2 separate regions of the Homo sapiens genome follow, and region 1 is linked to region 2. A link is a loop called in an ENCODE intact Hi-C map of the cell type or tissue named here. Cell type or tissue: K562. All regions are shown on one strand. Links, peaks and the distances in the headings refer to the core of each region. The heading gives the core; the rest is flanking DNA.

Region 1 (5,383 bases), core at 232-5,231, 480 kb after region 2:
ATTGGAAGTACAAGTGAATCCAAAAAATAGGCATGCAAGTTCAAGTCAATCTGAGCTTTAATAGTTACATTGTACACCTATAAATTACCTAGCTGTTAATGTAAGTACATTGAGATTTCCTTCAATCACAGCAAAGCAGCTTTGTACATGATGTTCTCAAGACACAGAGGACAAAGGAGACACCGGGAGAATTTGGGCTTAGTTGTGATTGTGACATAGACAGAAGACTCTTCTGTTCTCCAGGAAAGGGCACAACAGAGACCAAAACAGACTTTCAGATGGAGGTGACCCCAGGAGTTTCCTTCAGCTCCTGTGTCATGCCTGCCCGACTGTAGCTCTTTAAAGGTCACAGACGAACCCTAACACCTCATGATAATCCATTCTAGAGCAACACTGACAAGTCCCTCTTTCCATCTGTGCCACCTCCTTGGTGGTGCAATTTACTACTGGCATTTAGGGGCCTTGCCTGTTAGTTGGCCTATATTTCTGTTTTTCCAAGTTCCAGGGAGCTCACCCTAAATTCTAGTGTTCTGGAGTTCAGTGAACATGCACAGTTTAACCTGCTTTACTCTTACGACTTTACAGACAAACTCGCATCTCCAGTTTTGCCAGCCTGGGGCTATTCACGCTTTGACTTGATGCACAGGTGGCAGCACCCAGTTTCTCTGAGCATCTTGTCCTTCTCAAAATGCTATTACATTTCTGACATGCAGAACTGAATGCAATGTTGGCCATGTGGAAGTACCATAATTTTGCAGAAGAATAAGCATTGGAATACTATTATCTGGATACAGGGATCACCAAAAAGTAGGTGCCTACTGACAGCTCTCCTGTCTTACTCATCACCCAGAACATGTTTGACACAGAGCAGCCACGCCACAAAACTTGTGAAATGAGTGTCTCTTGATTTCAGCCACCAGGTGATAAACATATATCAATACATACAGCCATACGTATACATATATGTAAGAAACAACACAAAGAAGACCTTCCAAAGTTCAACACTGTGTTTTTTTTTCCTCTAAGCAACATTAGTCCGTCTGCTTTGAAGGAGCTTTTCCTTCATACCCATTCCTTTGTCTCCATTCTAATCAGTCTAAAATCTAACTGCAGCAATGCCTCTTAACTGGGGCTGCTGTGTTTGAGATCTTAGCCCTCCAATCTGTCATGTATCACGGATACGTTCTCCTCCCATCACTTTTCAGCTATTTGGTCTTTATCAGTTTAACATTTTGTGCACATTCATCTTTCTGCCGCTCTGATCTCATCTCGTCCCCCCATGCACTCACCTCCAACTGCTCCTTGTTGCCCCAAGTCCACTCTTGGCAGCTGGTATTCAAGACTCGTGGCTGTACCTTGTGAATCTCACCTTCCAAGATTCCCACACAGAATCTCTACTCTAGACAGCCCTACCTCTTCAGCACCTCCCAAACACACCTTATTTATTTCCCACTTGAGTGTTCAACATCCTTTTCCCTTTGTTCTAGTTTCCCAAATCCTGCACAATCTTCAGGGTCCAGCTTTGGAAGATGTTTTCCACTCTTTCAATGAGCCCAACGGAGCTGCTTTTGGAAAACAAGATGACTCTAACGCTGTGCCAGATGTTAAAGCAAGCGAAGTTCTGTAATATGAGGTCCCCAGAAAGTGGGCCAAAGCTCCTGAGGTTCTTGGGGTTGAAAGTCATAGAAGAAAAGCAGTCACGCCACTAGATGTTGCCTGCTTGTATCTTTTTGGCCCTCGTCATGTTCTCTCTGGCTGGCAGACATTATTTTATTCTTACTACAGCCACAAGTAATTTATTTATTTTTTCAATTGAAAAAAGCTGCTTTTAAAAATGCCTCCTGGCCAGGCACAGTAACTCACACCTATAATCCCAGCACTTTGGGAGGCCGAGGTGGGCAGATCACCTGAGGTCATGAGTTTGAGACTAGCATGGCCAACATGGTGAAACCCTGTCTCTACTAAAAATACAAAAAAAATTAGCCAGGCGTGGTGGCGGGTGCCTGTAATCCCAGCTACTCAGGAGGCTGAGGCAGGAGAATCGCTTGAACCTGGGAGGTGGAGGTTGCAGTGAGCCAAGGTCACACCATTGCACTCCAACCTGGGTGACAAAAGCAAAACTCTGTCTCAAAAAGAAAAAAAAAAAAATGCCTGCTGAGCTGGAGTTACCAGGTTCTCAAAGCTGGTGTAAACAGACACTTCTGCTTGTGGCCAGATCTGTCTGGCTGAATTTGCACATGAACCGGCTGGTGAAAAGTCAGTCAGTGTTACACATTCACAAAAGCAGAGGCTTTCATCTGCTCTTGGAGTGAAGTCTTGTTGCTTACATTTTATCATTTGTATGATACAAAACAGCTTTTGTTTTCATTAAATATGAGGAAATGTCCCATTCAGGGGATTCTGCAAATGACAAAGACTAAAACAATGTCTCCTTCCTTCCCAAATCTGTAAACACACAAACAGTGATACAGTTGATACAAATGGCATTTGGTGACCACAGCTGGAGTAAGTTCGGGTGGATGCCATCATGGGCTCCATTTTCTCCTGCTAGACAGGGGTGTGGGTCACCCATGCCAGGCCTTAGGCTGGTTCCAAGAAAGGCTTTGGAGACAATGACAGAGCCCACTGCCATCAGGTGGTGGCAGGTGGTGGTGGGCAGTGAGGAGGAACTTCTACAGCGCCCCCTAGAGGTGGGGGGACACAAATGTCAGGAAAGGAGGGGGGATCCGACCTGGTGAATCAGTTTGCACCTAAGGATGCTGAATCCAGGGGAAAGGGACATAAAAGAGTAACACAGGGAGTAATATACTATATGTGCACACCAGAGGTCCCCTTTCTTGATTTGATATATTTTTGGTCACAGTAACACTCAACTTCCCTTCATACCCACTGATCATATGTGTGTGGGTGCACACACATACACACACATACACACACACAGACATACACACACAGTGATATAGTTGATGCAAACAGCAAACCACATTTATATATGTATAAGATGGGGTTGGAAAGAGATTAACTAGACAAGAATCCCATAAGCTGTTACATAAAAATTTAAAACAGAGTGAATATCTCAATATGGGAATGGCTGAGAATTTGAGATATATCCTAATCACAGAATATTATGCAGTCATTAAGAAGAATTAAATAAGTCTTTAGGGTTAACTCAAGGGATTTTTACTACATATTGTTAAATGAGGAGAGAGAAGGGCATAGAATATTCCATTTGTTGAATCCTGTGTGTGTACTAAAAGGTGCTGAACACATCAGTGTGAACAATGTTAGCTAAATGGATAAACCAGAAGGAGAAACAGGGAGGGAAGAGAATGATAGCAAACAAACAAAAGTGACTATTAAAAGTAACGGGTTATTTAAAAAGTGAGAATTCTATTAAATTATGTATATGTATATAAATGACCACCAAAATGCTGGAGGTGTTATCTCAGGGTGAAAAAATTGCAGGTGATTTTTATATTCTTCCTTATACTTTTCAGCATTTTAACAGGAAATATAATTATTCTATAATTAGAAATTACTATTTTCATTGAGGGAAAAAATTAAATGATTCGATAACACTGGGAGCATGGAAAATGTTTCTGAAGTCTTCCTAGCCAAAACAGGGCATACAGAAAAACTGTGCATCATTGATGACTAAAAGAGGTTTTCACAATCTTCTTCAAAATGGAGACAGACCACAAAGTCCAAAATTAATAATCATCCTAAATATTTTAAGCATCTTGAAGGCAGGGCCTAAATCTAATTTTTAACACAGTTTCCCAATGGCTTAGTGTGCTCTGAGTGCTCAATCAATCCTCATTAATTGACAAACACATTTCGAATCCTATGAATTATTACATCAAAGATGCTATTATTTGATATATGAATGCTATTAAAAAGTAAAATCTCATCTAAAAGAGTATCCAAGCCAGAGCAGCTCCAGTGAAAATAATTTAACTATGAAATTTAATCTGCTACAACAGAAGTAATAAAACCCTAACATATAACAAAATTGGTCTACCTGCTCTGTTTATATTCCATGCGTCCAGTTTTGTTCCCTGCATTCCTACAGTCTCGGGGCTGCCTGATATCTACATACCCACCTCAGTGACTGTCCACTCAATCCCGTTACCTTCTGTTTCTTACAAGAGTAATGACATTAGCTACCAATCATCATAAATCATCTCCAGGCCAGGCCCATCTTCAACACTCTAAGCAGCTTGTTAAAATTTTGACTCTAACATGCAATTGTTTTGCAGAGAGGTACAACTTTTTCCTTCTTCCAGGCCTGCTTTCTCTGCAGGGCAGTGAAAGCGCATGCTGTGTGGAGAGCTGCTCTTGTAATAGCCATGGAATAGCCTGTCCAGGACAACAGGCACCAGGCCCTCATGGGGTGGAGGTGGGCTATGGCTGCTGCCCTTGGAGGCCAGGCACCCACACCTGGCTGTAGGGGCCTCTTGCATGCCATTCTTTTAAAACTGGCATTAGGCAATGTGAAAACTAATTTTACACATCTAACGTTTTCAAGTAAAATACTTACCTGGACTAGCAAGTGGCCCGAATTAGGCAAAAATGTACCACATTTCTTGATGTTCTCATTTATTTGTTTTATCAAATTTATCAGTATTTCCACAGCACCTTTGCTGATCATTTCATTAAGAAATCCCAGATTTCCAGAAATGAACTTTATAGACCCCATACAGTATAAAAAAGCTTCCATGTTAGTTTGCAGGTCTTCACTTCTTAGTACCTCCAATAATGATTCTGTCAAAAAGATTAATTATTATAAATGTCTGAGTATAACAGCTGGAGAGAAATATATTAAAGCACTTGTGTGTGAACATAAAATACACTTCGTAAAATATATTTATCAAAATCTACATTCAAGTGCTTGTTAAGAGTTATATAGTATAAGAGAAAAGCTTACTTTTAGCTAAGATAAGTCTCTGTAATAGTAATTTCAGCAGAAGGATGGGATTGTTAATAAATAAATGAGAAAGTATTCTTTTAATTAATGTCATTCCTTGCCTCTTACTAATTATTTATTGACCTTTATTTTTTGTTACAAAAATTTTGAGTCATAGAATACTAATAATTTAACACATCTAAGAGTTAAACTTCAACAAGCCTTTAAGAATATATTTGTAACTGTATTCTTAGTGGGAAATCCATGAAGGGGCTTAAAAAAAAATCTCAATCACCCTAGAAAGATAACTTGAATATAACGCCTATCCTTTTCCCAAGACAACTTAAGAACATTTATTCAAATAACATACCACTACTTGGTTTTACGAGTAATCCAGGCAAATCCAATAACGTTAATAATGCATATCTCACATTTAATTATATTAAAGTCAATGTAATAATTTGACATAATTTGTTT
Region 2 (5,383 bases), core at 332-5,331:
CATCTCTACAAAAAGATTAAAAATTATCTGGCTTGGCATGGTGGCTCATGCCTGTAATCTCAGCACTTTGGCAGGCCAAGGCAGGTGAATTACTTAAGGCCAGGAGTTCCAGAGCAGCCTGCCCAACATGGTAAAACCCCGTCTCTACTAAAAATACAAAAATTAGTCAGGCATGATGGCATGTGCCTGTAATTCCAGCCACTCCGGAGGCTGAGGCAGGAGAATCACATGAACCTGGGAGGTGGTTGCAGTGAGCCAAGATCATGCCACTGCACTCCAGCCGGGGTGACACAGCAAGACTCTGTCTCAAAAATAAATAAATAGGCCGGGTGCAGTGGCTCACACCTGTAATCCCAGCACTTTGGGAGGCTGAGGCAGGCAGATCACTCGAGGGCAGAAGTTCCAGACCAGCCTGGCCAACATGGCGAAACCCCATCTCCACTAAAAATACAAAAAATTAGCCAGGCGTGGTGGCATGCACCTGTAGTCCCGGCTACTCGGGAGGCTGAGGCAGGATAATTGCTTGAACCCAGGAGGCAGAGGTTGCAGTGAGCCGAGATCGTGCCACTGCACTCCATCCTGGGCGACAGAGCAAGACTCTGTCTTAAATAAATAAATAAATAAATAAATAAATAAAAATTAGCTGGGTGTGGTGGTGTGTGCCTGTAGTCCCAGCTACTGAAGAAGTTTCGGTGGGAGGATTGCTTGAGCCTGGGAGCCATGATTGTGCCACTGCACTCCAGCCTGGGCAACAGAATGAGACCCTACCTCAAAAAATATATAAGACAAAATAAAAAAATAAAAACAGAAACCATTTAGGCATAGTCACAATAATGTTCTTTCTGTGTCTCTATCTATCCATCTATCAAATCTTCAGCCTTAAGGATATTATCAATTCTTTATTACTATGAATCATACCACAGTGCTTAATAATATACTAATATGTAGAAGTGAAGAGGTGAAGTCATTTCAATAATTGTCCATGGACATCATGAAGAGGTAGATGAAAACTATTCAAGTTACATATAACTTTTTTTACTGAACGATTTTAAATATGAAAACATCACAGGTAATAGTTATTATTAGAATATTATTAGCAAGATGCTTAAAGCCATGTGGACCTAAAATGGATGATAGAAATACTTTTCATCACTCCAGTGTTTCATCTCTCTCTTTAATTACTGAGTGAATATGAGGCAGGGCTTACTTCTTCTTCCCTGAGATAATGTAAAGTGTTTGTATTTTTCTGAATAACTGTTAGATTTATTCCACCCACTCCATAGGGATAATTATTGACTCTCCAGCACCTGGAATGTCATGCCAGTGTTCATTTTAACCACAGTAATTCCTTTAGTGTAATGCTTTCTGTGATACTTCCAGGTTGAAAAAATAGAAAGTGTATTTTCATCCATAGGATATCTTTAAAGAGATAACATTACATTAATAGATGCATAACGTAAAACAATGACTTGTCTTAAGTTTTCCCTGGTCCCCAATAAATTGTATTCTGATTTCGAAAATGCATTATTAAATTAGTTTTAAGGCTGGACGCGGTGGCTCACGCCTGTAATCCCAGCACTTTGGGAGGCCAAGGCGGGTAGATCATGAGGTCAGGAGTTCAAGACCATCCTGGCCAACATGGTGAAACCCCATCTCTCCTAAAAATACAAAAATTAGCTGGGCATGGTGGCACACACCTGTAGTCCCAGCTACTCAGGAGGCTGAGGCAGGAGAATTGCTTGAACCCAGCAGGGGGAGGTTGCAGTGAGCCGAGATCGCACCACTGCACTCCAGTCTGACGACAGGGTGAGACACCATTTAAAAAAAAAAAAAAAAGTTTTAAATCCAAATAACATTTCTTGAATCATTTAAATCCAAATAACATTTCTTGGACCATTTAAATCTCTGTCATGTTGCTGACAGTCTCTGTCCTCTACCAACTTCCTGGTGATCTTTTATATCTCAGCTAAAGGTACCTTTCTCAAACACAAACATGACTACTTTAAAACATTTAGTGCCTCCATTACCACCTCCACATCTGCACAGCCTGAAGTCTAGAGTGGCATTCCAGGTCCTCTGGCCCCACATCCTTTGTTCAGCCTTCACTTCTGCTGTTTTCCCAACTCATTCAAGCAGAATTTCTTTAGGCACCTGCAGTATGCCATTCATGGTACTCAGTGCTGGGGAAAAAGAGCGACAAGGTACAATCCCTGCTCTTCAGCGAGCTTAGAGTATGTTATGAAAACAAGGTCAAATAGCCAATAGCTATGTGACAGTGAGACATGGGCCATGCAAACTGTGTACAGGGTGCATTGGGAGATGGGTAAGAAAACACCCTCCAACTCCCTTCACCAAAGCGAACACAGAGCGTTACAGGGCGGCAATGGAGTGGAGAGCACTCGGTCTCCTTTTGATGGTTCCTGTTCTCTATGATCCACCTTCCTCTTGGAGAAATCTCTAATTTTTGTTATCACCACTCTGTCCTCAGGGAGGCACTGCCCTCCTTCTATTCTGCTATTCTGCCTCAAGTATGATCTCAGTGTATTCCTTAAATCTCCAAATTAAAAACAAAGTCTCCAAATCACAGTTGGGGCTGGGCTGGAATATTTAAATAAGACCTTACAGAGTGCTAAGGGAGAAGCAGAAATGTAAAACATAATAGGCAACTAGATAATCTAGTTAAACTAATGAAATAGAACTCCTTCAGGGATACCTTCCTTCCCAGTTGTAGGGCTGCCTCTTCCCTATCATCTCTCAGTATCCCCAGGTGTGTCTGAGCTTTTGGAAGCCCAGACATGGTTAGCAAGGTCCAGAGAGATAAAGAATATTCCTCTCTGATCCAAGACAGGCACTCCTTCCAAGCCCAGTTTCCAGGTACATGAACCTGCCGCTCTCTCAGATGGATGACACTGGGAATGTCCTTCAGGAAAGACTGTAGCAATCCACAGAGCATGGCTGGCCCAGTGGGCTCATAGGGAAAGAATATCACAAAACAAGCCTGTAAGCTCTCCATTCACGTGCACCCATTGTAGAAGGGGTTTGGGGGAGGGGGAATTATTTCATTTTAAGAGACTTGTAAGGTGGGAGGGGGTCATGGAAAGTTTCATGAGAAGGTGAGCTGAGGAGTGAAATGTCACGTAGAAGTTAGCCAGATAGAGAAGCTAGAAATCACAATGAGTCAAATCAGTTTTAGGAAGAGTGAAGAGGTTTCGCAGAGAGGCCCTGAGGAGTAAGAGAGCATCTTATCTACAAGTCATCTGTTCTGGGCAGAGCTTGGTACTTAGGGGAGAATGGAAAGGGTGGAGGCCGGATAAGAGGGTCAGCAAGGGTCCAACTCCCAATGGACTGCGGGTGCCATGCTGCTGAGCAGGAACCTCACGCAAAGGTGATGGGGGCCATGGGAGAATTTTACATTGTGAGCGACATAACCAGCTTCTCATTTTGAAGAAAAAATCTCTTTAGCAGAAGTGAGGAATGAATTGGCAAAGAATGAAAAGGAAGTAGCAAGACCACTTAAGAAGCTATGGTTATAACAGGCCATAAATGAAGTCCTGCTCTAAAGCATCAGCAGTACAGATGAGCAGGTGATAAGTGGACAAACTCAAGACATTGAGAAGTTAGAGTAGAGAAGCACTTTGGGAGTCCGAGGTGGGCCGATCACGAGGTCAAGCGATCGAGACCATCCTGGCTAACACGGTGAAACCTCATCTCTACTAAAAAAAATACAAAAAATTAGCCGGGCGTGGTGGCAGGCGCCTGTAGTCCCAGCTACTTGGGAGACTGAGGCAGAATGGTGTCAACCCGGGAGGCGGAGCTTGCAGTGAGCGGAGATCGCACCACTGCACTACAGACTTGGTGACAGGGTGAGACTCCGTCTCAGGAAAAAAAAAAAAAAAAAAAGAGATCGAGACCATCCTGGCCAACATGGTAAAACCCCGTCTCTACTAAAAATACAAAAAGTTAGCCACGCATGGTGGCAGATGCCTGTAATCCCGGCTGCTCGGGAGGCTGAGGCAGGAGAATCGCTTGAACCTGGGAGGCAGAGGTTGCAGTGAGCCGAGATTGCGCCACTGTACTCCAGCCTGGCGACAGAGTAAGACTGTCTCAAAAAAAAAAAAAAAAAAGAAGTTAGAGTCGGGGGTGAGGGCCTGAGAGGAGTCCAGGCCAGCACTGTCCAGTAGAACTCTCTGTGACGATGGAAATGTCCTGTATTCTGCACGGCCCAGTATGACAGCCACTGGCCACATGTGGCCACTGGGCACTTGAAATGTGGCTAGTGTGACTAAGGAACTATATTTAATTCTAATTAAGGGTTTTTTTTTTTTGAGACAGGGTCTCACTCTGTCACCCAGGCTGGAGTGCAGTGGTGCGATCTCAGCTCACTGCAACCTCTGCCTCCCGGGTTTAAGCAATTCTCATGCCTCCGCCACCCAAGTAGCTGGGATTATAGGCATGCACCACCATGCCCAGCTAATTTTTGTATTTTTAGTAGAGATGGGTTTTCCCCATGTTGGCCAAGCTAGTCTTGAACTCCTGACCTCAAGTGATCCACCCGCCTCAGCCTCCTAAAGTGCTGGGATTACAGGTGTGAGCCACTGCAACTCCCAGCCTATAATTAAGTTTAAATAGCGATATGTAGCTAGTGGCATCCATATTGGGCAGTGCAGGTCTAGAGTAACTCCTAGGATTTGGGAACTGGTTGGAGGGGTGGTACCATTCACCAAGATAGAGAATATAAGGAGGAGGATTTGGGAGAGAAAATCATGAGTTCAAGTTGGACAAGTTTCATATTAGGATACCTATAGGATAGCCAGTTGGTGGCATCCCAGGAGGTGGATATTCAAGCTGAGTCAGAGCTGGAAATGTAATTTGGAAACAATTTGTAGACTGGCAGCCAAGCTGCAACCAAACCATAGTACCATCACTCCAAGAACAGTCCCTGTGCCTTTGCTTATCTTGTCTTGTTGGAGAACAGGCTTCATACTCTCTTTGGACAGAAATGAATCTATTTATCCTCTGCCCTTCATCCTCAGAATGTTGTCCTGTGTCATGGTTTTTTATTGGGATGGCAAAAATAGAGCCCAAAGGCAAAGAGAGGGCTAGAGTACACTTGGTGTCGGCACTGACCATGCTCCTATAAAGGCTCATGAGATGGAAGTTGCACCCTTCCCCTCAGCCACTGTCCAAGCCCAAGCACTGACAGAGGGCACCAGTCCTATGTCTTGGCCTGTCTCTCTGCCCTTTTTTAATTGAAAGAACCATCAGAAGTCTAGCTCCACTCCCCAGGAAGTTCTAGCTCATGGCCAGCAATTGTCTACAGAGATGTAAACTAGCATGGCTTTTTTTTTTTTTTTTTTTTTTGAGATAAGTCTCGCTCTATGGC

What was found. Peaks named below come from ENCODE experiments on the same cell type or tissue, not always from the same donor. Only the 100,000 strongest peaks of a DNase experiment are listed, where the experiment ranks them.
Region 1: it touches region 2 in a loop (3-fold over the local background); 2 of 110 quality-filtered maps call a loop at or near these places.

What each region holds. Positions count from the first base shown.
Region 1 is chr6:108,911,716-108,917,098 of GRCh38, reverse strand. It overlaps ARMC2 (armadillo repeat containing 2), which reads right to left. Exons shown (of 18, transcript NM_032131.6): 10 at 4,541-4,764. All of the region lies in intron 2 of ARMC2-AS1 (ARMC2 antisense RNA 1), which reads left to right. Among named protein-coding and RNA genes, the nearest start is that of ARMC2-AS1, 9.7 kb to the left of the region's middle. In K562, for the core only: a CTCF peak has its summit at 2,673 (motif pointing left); a DNase peak (open chromatin) is centred at 2,698; H3K27me3 peaks cover 124 bases.
Region 2 is chr6:109,394,349-109,399,731 of GRCh38, reverse strand. The region is part of intron 7 of PPIL6 (peptidylprolyl isomerase like 6); the gene reads left to right. Among named protein-coding and RNA genes, the nearest start is that of CD164, 15 kb to the right of the region's middle. RefSeq lists a silencer at 2,292-2,586. In K562, for the core only: a CTCF peak has its summit at 2,507; a DNase peak (open chromatin) is centred at 2,471.